Regions from separate parts of the Homo sapiens genome. Here region 1 is linked to region 2. A link is an interaction called in ENCODE POLR2A ChIA-PET data of the cell type or tissue named here. Cell type or tissue: GM12878. All regions are shown on one strand.

Region 1 (4,000 bases), 190 kb before region 2:
ACACTGTCTCAAAACAAACAAACAAAAATAGCTGCATTTGTTGGGTGCCTGCTAACTGCCAAGAGTTTTCTACACATACCAACACACTAACATGGCATATACTGACCCACCTATAAGCTGGGTATCTATAGCACCACAATCCTTATCCAAAACCGAGGCCAGATGTGTTTCAGAGTTCAGAATTTTTTGAATTTTAGAAAGGAAATATTGTACGCATATTTTATATATTATATATTATATAACACTCCAGGGAAGTCTGAGGCAGTAACCATAAGAAAACACATTAATTCACCGGGTGTGGTGGCTCTTGACTGTAATCCCAGCACTTTGGGAGGCCGAGGTGGGAGGATCACTTGAGTCTAGGAGTCTGAGACTAGCCTAGGTAACAAAGTGAGAAGACACGGAGTCTCGTTCTGTCGCCCAGGCGGGAGTGCCGTGGCGCGATCTCCGCTCACTGCAAGCTCCGCCTTCCGGGTTTACGCCATTCTCCTGCCTCAGCCTCCCGAGTAGCTGGGACTACAGGCGCCCGCCACTGCGCCCGGCTAATTTTTTGTATTTTTAGTAGAGACGGGGTTTCACCGTGGTCTCGATCTCCTGACCTCGTGATCCGCCCGCCTTGGCCTCCCAAAGTGCTGGGATTACAGGTGTGAGCCACCGCGCCCGGCCAGAACCCTTTCTTTACAAAATTTAAATTAAAAAATCAGCTGGGTGTGGCGGCACAAGCCTGTAGTCCTCGCTACTTGAGAGGCTGAGGTGGGAAGATCTCTTGAGATCAGAAGTTCAAGGCTGCAGAGAGCTTTGATCACACCACTGATTCTAGCCTGGGCAACAGAGCAAGAGTCTTCTCAAAAAAAAAAAAAAAAAAAAGGAAAAGAACAGGAAACATGTTAATTAACCATCTGTGGTAAAATAATGAAATATTCATATTAAGTGGAATAGAGATTATAAATAGCCTCACATAAGTTCAGGCCAAGTGGCACCAAATCTATGAAAAAACATTCCATTTTCAGAGGCTCTGGGGTTTCAGCACTGTGGCTGAGGAACTGGGGCCTGCACCATCGCACTCACTTTATGTGCTACGGTCCTGGTTCAGAAAGGCCAAATAACTTGGTCAAGTTCATGCAGCTGGGAAAGAAGAGAGGCAAGGTATGAACCCCGACTCTCTCACCCAAAGCCTGCACGGTGCTTCTCACACTTAAATGAACGCAATGATCACCTAACAGCCTCTCTGAGAGCTGACTGTGAGTCGGCAGGTCTGAGGCAGGGCCTGGGAAACTGCATTCCTAAAGCACTGGGGCTCCTGGAGGGAATGTGCTGCTTCCACTGGACCAGAGGCTCCCAGTCCAGCAGGGCATCAGCACTCCCAGGAGTTCTTTAAAAATTCCCTCTAAATCTGAATTTCCAGGGTCTTAACTGATAGAAATTGTATGGGTGGGGGCCTCAGTTTTTGTGGTCATTTCTAATAGCCCATTAAGAGAAATAAATCACTAATAAAGTAGGGCTCTGAGAAGGCAGCCCGCAAGCCCAGTCAGGAGTTCCCCTTGGAGTCCCTACTTTCCATCAAAGGAGTCTAGGAAGATTCCAGCAATGACCACAAAATGTTATTAAATTCCTCAGAGACAACATACCCCAGCCATCCCAGGTTCTGGGGATCACAGCATTTTTCACCCTCCCTTGGAATCAACAAAATCCTACACATACCACACTAAAGGCCAAGTTCTAGAGGACAACCACAAACAAATGTGAAAACTATTGCTGCCTGGCAGCTGACAGAAGGAAATACTTAGCAGAAGACTATGAGAAAAGAAGTGCTTGGCCAAGAGCAGTGGCTCAGCCTGTAATTCCAGCACTTGAGATGCCAAGGCACGCAGGTCCTTTGAGGGCAAGAGTTCAAGACCAGCCTGACCAACATGGTGAAACCCCATCTCTACTAAAAATACAAAAATTAGCCAGGTATGGTGGCATGTGCCTGTAGTCCCAGCTACACAGGAGGCTGGGGCAGAAGAACTGCCTGAATCTGGGAGACGGAGGTTGCAGCGAGCAGAGATCGCACCATTGCACTCCAGCCTGGGCGACAGAGTGAAACTCCGTCTCAAAAAAACAAACAACAACAACAACAAAAACAAGTAAAGAAGTGCTAACACTTGGGCTAGGCTACACTGTGGGAATGAATTCATGAACTGAATGGAATCTGCACATACTTAATCAAACTGTGTATTCTGAATTATGCTCACGAGATGCTAAGATGGAAAAGAACATGAGTGGTAGTGCAGCTGGTTCCTCCCGCTGTGTCAACTCTCTGCAGGTCCTCTGATGTCTGCTAAGCTCCTCCCAAATGTACCCATCATGAGAAAGACTCTGAGCAGGACTTCCACAGCACTAATCTCCCCCCAATGCCACCAGACTCTTAATTCTGCTTTCAGTAGTCCAAATCAGCCACTGCTTCTCACACCCAGTCTCAGGTCACTTCTGATATGACATGTATGTACCCCAGCCTGGTCACCACCCTAATGCTGGTTCTCTGCAGAAGCTCATTTGGTTAAATTCCTCATGTAAACTGAACAAGAGTCCTATTCTGACCTCGGTATTAGCTTTTGATAATTACTAATCCTGTAATTTGTCCTTTTTTTGTTCTATTGCCTCCTTCATAAAGTGTCACGTTCCAGACTGAAACTGGCAGTCTGAATTTCCTGAGAACACAGAATGCCTCATGGAGCATTTTTATGCATTTACCTAGCACTGTAACAGCAGGACTGGCACCCATGAAGTGCTTTACAAAGGTCTGCTGAGGCCGGGTACAGTGGTCATGCCTATAATCCCGGCCATTTGGGAGGCCGAATCAGGAGGATCACCTGAACCTAGGAATTTGAGACCAGCCTGGGCAACATAGAGGCCCCATCTCTACAAAAAAAATTTTGTTTTTGAGACAGGGTCTCGCTCTGTCGCCCAGACTGGAGTGCAGTGGTGCGATCTCAGCTCACCACAACCTCTGCCTCCCAGATTCAAGCTGTCCTCCTACCTCAGCCTCCTGAGGAGCTGGAACTAATGGCACACGCCACCACACCTGGCTAGTTTTTATATTTGTTTTATAGAGATGAGGTCTCCATAAAGCCCAGGCTGGTCTCAAACTCCTGAACTCAAGCAATCTGCTCACCTTTGCCTCCCAAAGTGCTGGGATTGCAGGTGTGAGCTACCGTACCTGGCCCAAAAAATGTTGGAAACTTAGAAAGTGAGGATCACTTGAGACTGAGAGGTCGAGGCTACAGTGAGCTGTGATCGCACCACTGCACTCCAACCTGGGCAACAGAGCAAGACCCAGTCTCAAAAAAAAAAAAAGGGTTTTCTGAACTAAGCTAGATTTGGTCAGTGCTCACTTAAATGTTTTAAATGTTGTTTTTCTTTACATGAAAATACACTGAGTACCTAAGCTTAGTCAGGCACACAGTAGTTAATACATGCTGAACTGGTGAATGTGTGGTGGACATATCCTGTCCTCTCTTTCCCGACTAAGAAATACGAGTGCCTAGGCTGGGCGTGGTGGCTCACACCTGTAATCCCAGCACTCTGAGAGGCCGAGGCAGGTAGATCACCTGAGGTCAGGAGTTGGAGACCAGCCTGACCAACATGGTGAAACCCTGTCTCTACTAAAAATACAAACTTAGCCAGGCGTGGTGGTGCAAACCTGTAATCCCAGCTACTCGGGAAGCTGAGGCGGGAGAATCGCTTGAACCTGGGTGGCGGAGGTTGCGGTGAGCCAAGATCACGCCACTGCACCTCCAGCCTGGGTGACAAGAGCAAAACTACATCTCAAAAAAAAAAAAAAGAAAGAAAAAGAAATACAAGTGCCTTCAACCTTAAATACCATTTTTCATTTTTATGGATTTTTAAAAACTGATTATTTTATTTTCACAGCAACTATAATCTCCATATGCCATGCAAGGAGACAAGGCTTTCAAAGAGATTCAATGATTTGCCTAAGGTCACAAAGACAGATGGGGAC
Region 2 (4,000 bases):
TAATTCCAAAACTTTGGGAGGCTGAGAATGGCGGACCACCTGAGGTCATGAGTTTGATACCAGCCAGGCCAACACGGTGAAACCCCAACTCTACCAAAAATACAAAACTTAGCCAGGCGTGGTGGCGCACGCCTGTAGTCCCAGCTACTCGGGAGGCTGAGGCACAAGAACTGCTTGAACCCGGGAGGCGAAGGTTGCAATGAGCCGAGATTGTGCCACTGCATTCCAGCGTGGGCGACAGAGCAAGACTCCATCTCAAAAAAACAAAACAAAACAAAAAAAGCGAGACTCGCACCATCTCAAAAAACAAAACAAACAACAACAACAACCAAAAAAACCACCTATACTCCTTTGGAAAATTCTGGACTAGAATCATCAATACGGTAGTCAGATTTGTTTTTTCTTTTTTTTTTTTTTTGCTAAGAGATACTGTCTCCTGTCTCTCAGGCTAAAATGCAGTGGTGTGATCATACCTCATAGCAGCCTCAAACCCATGGGTTCAAGCAATCCTCCCATCTCAACCTCCCAAGTAGCCAGGACTACAGGTGCACGTAGAGACAAGGTCTTGCTATGTTGCCCAAGCTGATCTCTAGCTCCTGGCATCAAGCAATCCTCCTACCTCAGTCTCCCAAAGTGCTGGGATTACAAGTGTGAGCCACTGCACAGGGTAACCAGCAAGCAGATTTCTAAGAGCAAATGAGATCAGATGGAGTACTTCATCAGGAATATTGAAATGAACAAGGCTGGGTGCAGTGGCTTACTCCTGAAATCCCACCACTTTGGGAGGCCGAAGCAGGTGGATTGCTTGAAGCCAGGAGTTCAAGAGCAGCCTGGGTAACATGGGGAAACCCCCATCCCTACAAAAAATACAAAAATCAGACCGGGCGTGGTGGCTCACACCTGTAATCCCAGCACTTTGGGAGGCTGAGGCGGGCAGATCGCTTAAGAGCAGGAGTTCAAGACCAGCCTGGCCCAAAACCCCGTCTCTACTAAAAATCCAAAACAAATTAGCGGGCGTGGTGGCGCGCACCTGTAATCCCAGCTACTCAGGAAGTGCAGTGGCTCATGCCTGCAATCCTAGCACCTTTGGGAGGCCAAGGTTTGGGAAGAGGGGACCGCTTGAGGCTAGGAGCTCAAGACCAGCCTGGGCAACATGGCAAAATCTATACTTATGCTTCCAGTCAAGGTAGAGTGACATGAACCAGATTTACCTTGTGTAGTATATTATGAAATATGTATTTGGTCTTTGTCCCTGGTTCCACACCCCCTTAGCCAGATGTGATGGCAAAATCCTGTAATCCCAGCTACTGGGGAGGCTGAGGAGGGATGATCGCTTGAACCCTGGAGTCTTCAAGGCCAGCCTGGGCAACACAGTGAGACCCTATCTCTAAAACAATAAAAATAACCAGGCATGGTATAGCCCCAGCTATATGGGGTGCATGGCTTGAGCCCAGGAGTTTGAGGCTGCAAGGAGCTATGATCACAAAACTGCACTCCAGCCTGAGTGACAGAGCAAGACACCTTCTCTAAAAATATAAATAAAATACCCAAAAGAATCAAATGGAACAATCCACAAGGCTCACATGGGAACAGGAAGAGTGCCAGTTCCTCACAGCCAGAGTGGAAAACCACATAGTCCATGGGCTATCACACAGAATCCCCAAAAGGATTTTGACTCAATAGTGGGAAATACTTAGCCCTACACTAAAATGGTTTTGATCTCACCTAACAGAGCTTAAAAGCAAGACTTCATCAAACTATTTTTAAGTATTTTAACCACATCTCAGAACAAAACTCAAGAATATTTATAGAAATACAAAAATATCCAGCCTCCAACAAAGTAAAATTCATGATGTCTGGCATCCAAAAATCAACAGATAAGCAAAGTAGGTGGAAAAGACAACCCAAAAAGAGGAAGAAAAAAAAGAATCAAGCAACTGAAACTGACCCAGAAATGACACAGATGATAGAATTAGTAGACAAGGGCATTAAAAGAACTATAGGCTGAGGCCGGGCATGGTGGCTCATGCCTGTAATCCCTACACTTTGGGAGGCCAAAGTGGGAGGATCACCAGAGGTCAGGAGAGACCAGCCTGGCCAACATGGTGAAACCCTATCTCTACTAACAATACAAAAAATTAGCCAGGCGTGGTGGTGAGCACCTGTAATCACAGCTACTCAGGAGGCTGAGACAGGAGAATCGCCTGAATGGTGTGGGGGCGGAGGCTGCAGTGAGCCAAGATCACACCATTCCACTCCAGTCTGGGCAACAAGAGCGAAACTCCATCTCAAAAAAACAAACAAACAAAAAACTAAGCTCTCCTAAGCTTTCCATTTCAACTTGCTCTTTCAAATAACCTTATTTTGAACACCTTATTGGCAATATTTAAACAAATACACCCCTAGAGGAATTCAGCACACAGCCATCATACATTTCTCAGCTGTACCCATCTCAAATTTCATGCACTTGACAAAAGAGGCAAAACGTCTGAATTATAAAAATTAATAATAACGAAGCTTTTGGGCTGGGCACGGTGGCTCACGCCTGTAATCCCTGCACTTTGGGAGGCTGAGGCGGGTGGATCATGAGGTCAGGAGATTGAGACCATCCTGGCTAATACGGTGAAACCTCGTCTCTACTAAAAAATTAGCCGGGCGTGGTGGTGGGCGCCTACAGTCCCAGCTACTCAGGAGGCTAAGGCAGGAGAATGGTGTGAACGCGGGTGGGCGAGCTTGCAGTAAGCTGAGATGGCGCCACTGCACTCCAGCCTGGGGAACAGAGCGACACTCTGTCACACACACACAAAAATAATAATAATAATAGCAATAATAATGAAGCTTTCATTTCATCAAAATGTCTAGATCATTGCCACCCAACTGAACTTGCTGGGAGGATAAAAATACTCTATTCTGAGCTGTCCAATATGGCACCTACTAGCTATATATGATGGCTGAATATCTAAAATGTGCCTAGTGTAACAGAAGGACTGAATTTTTAATTTTATTTAATTTTAATTAATTTAAATTTCAATAGTTATATGTAGCTAGTGGCTACACTATTGGACAGCACAGCTCTAGATAACTACAAGGAAAATCTAAACTAAAATTTTAAAGATTAAACTTTTCAAAATAATTTTTATAACATGTACAGCTTATATATCATATAATATTAATATTCAAATTAACTAGGTAATTCCTACGTTTTAAGGCTTGACTTAAAGGACGATTTCTCTTTTTTTTTTTTTTGAGATGGAGTTTCGCTCTTGTTGCCCAGGCTGGAGCGCAATGGCGCAATCTCGGCTCACTGCAACCTCCACCTCCAGGGTTCAAGCGATTCTCCTGCCTCAGCCTCCCGAGTAGCTGGAACTACTCCCAGCTAATTTTTGTATGTTTAGTAGAGACAGGGTTTCACCATGTTGTCATGTTGTCCAGGGTGGGCTCAATCTCTTGACCTCGTGATCTGCCTGCCTCGGCCTCCCAAAGTGCTGGGATTACAGGGGTGAGCCACTGCACCCGGCCTTAAAGGACCATTTCATATAGGACTTCCTGGTTTCTTCAACTCCCAACCCTCCACCACAGGGAAGGATCGAGTAACTCCACTACTCTAAGCATCTCAGGACTCTCTGCACTGTCATCAGTAGCATTTTCACGCCTGTAATCCCAGCACTTTGGGAGGCCGAGACAGGCAGATCACCTGAGGTCAGGACCAGCCTGATCAGCCTGGCCAACACGGTGAAACCCTGTCTCTACTAAAAAATACAAAAAAAAAATTAGCCACACTTGGTGGTACATGCTTACAATCCCATCTTCTCAGGAAGCTGAGGCAGGAGAATCACTTGAACCTGGAAGGCGGAAACTGCAGTGAGCCGAGATCGCACCAATGCACTCCAGCCTGGACAACAGAGTGAGACTCCATCTCAAAAAACAGAAAATAAAAAGTAGAATATTGAAACCCTCATACGTTAATCATGGAGTATAAAATGGTTAAGCTACTGTGAAA

Evidence for each region. Peaks named below come from ENCODE experiments on the same cell type or tissue, not always from the same donor. Only the 100,000 strongest peaks of a DNase experiment are listed, where the experiment ranks them.
Region 1: POLR2A ChIA-PET joins it to region 2 with 8 read pairs; 3 of 35 experiments call an interaction of 5 or more read pairs at or near these places.

Annotation. Positions count from the first base shown.
Region 1 is chr14:102,797,563-102,801,562 of GRCh38, reverse strand. The region is part of intron 1 of TRAF3 (TNF receptor associated factor 3); the gene reads right to left. Among named protein-coding and RNA genes, the nearest start is that of TRAF3, 22 kb to the right of the region's middle. RefSeq lists an enhancer at 2,696-2,745. In GM12878, no CTCF peak of the experiment used is centred here; a DNase peak (open chromatin) is centred at 2,422; H3K4me3 peaks cover 1,124 bases; H3K27ac peaks cover 2,887 bases.
Region 2 is chr14:102,609,377-102,613,376 of GRCh38, reverse strand. The region is part of intron 2 of RCOR1 (REST corepressor 1); the gene reads right to left. Among named protein-coding and RNA genes, the nearest start is that of RCOR1, 19 kb to the right of the region's middle. RefSeq lists an enhancer at 1,849-1,928. In GM12878, no CTCF peak of the experiment used is centred here; a DNase peak (open chromatin) is centred at 1,866; H3K4me3 peaks cover 582 bases; H3K27ac peaks cover 1,249 bases.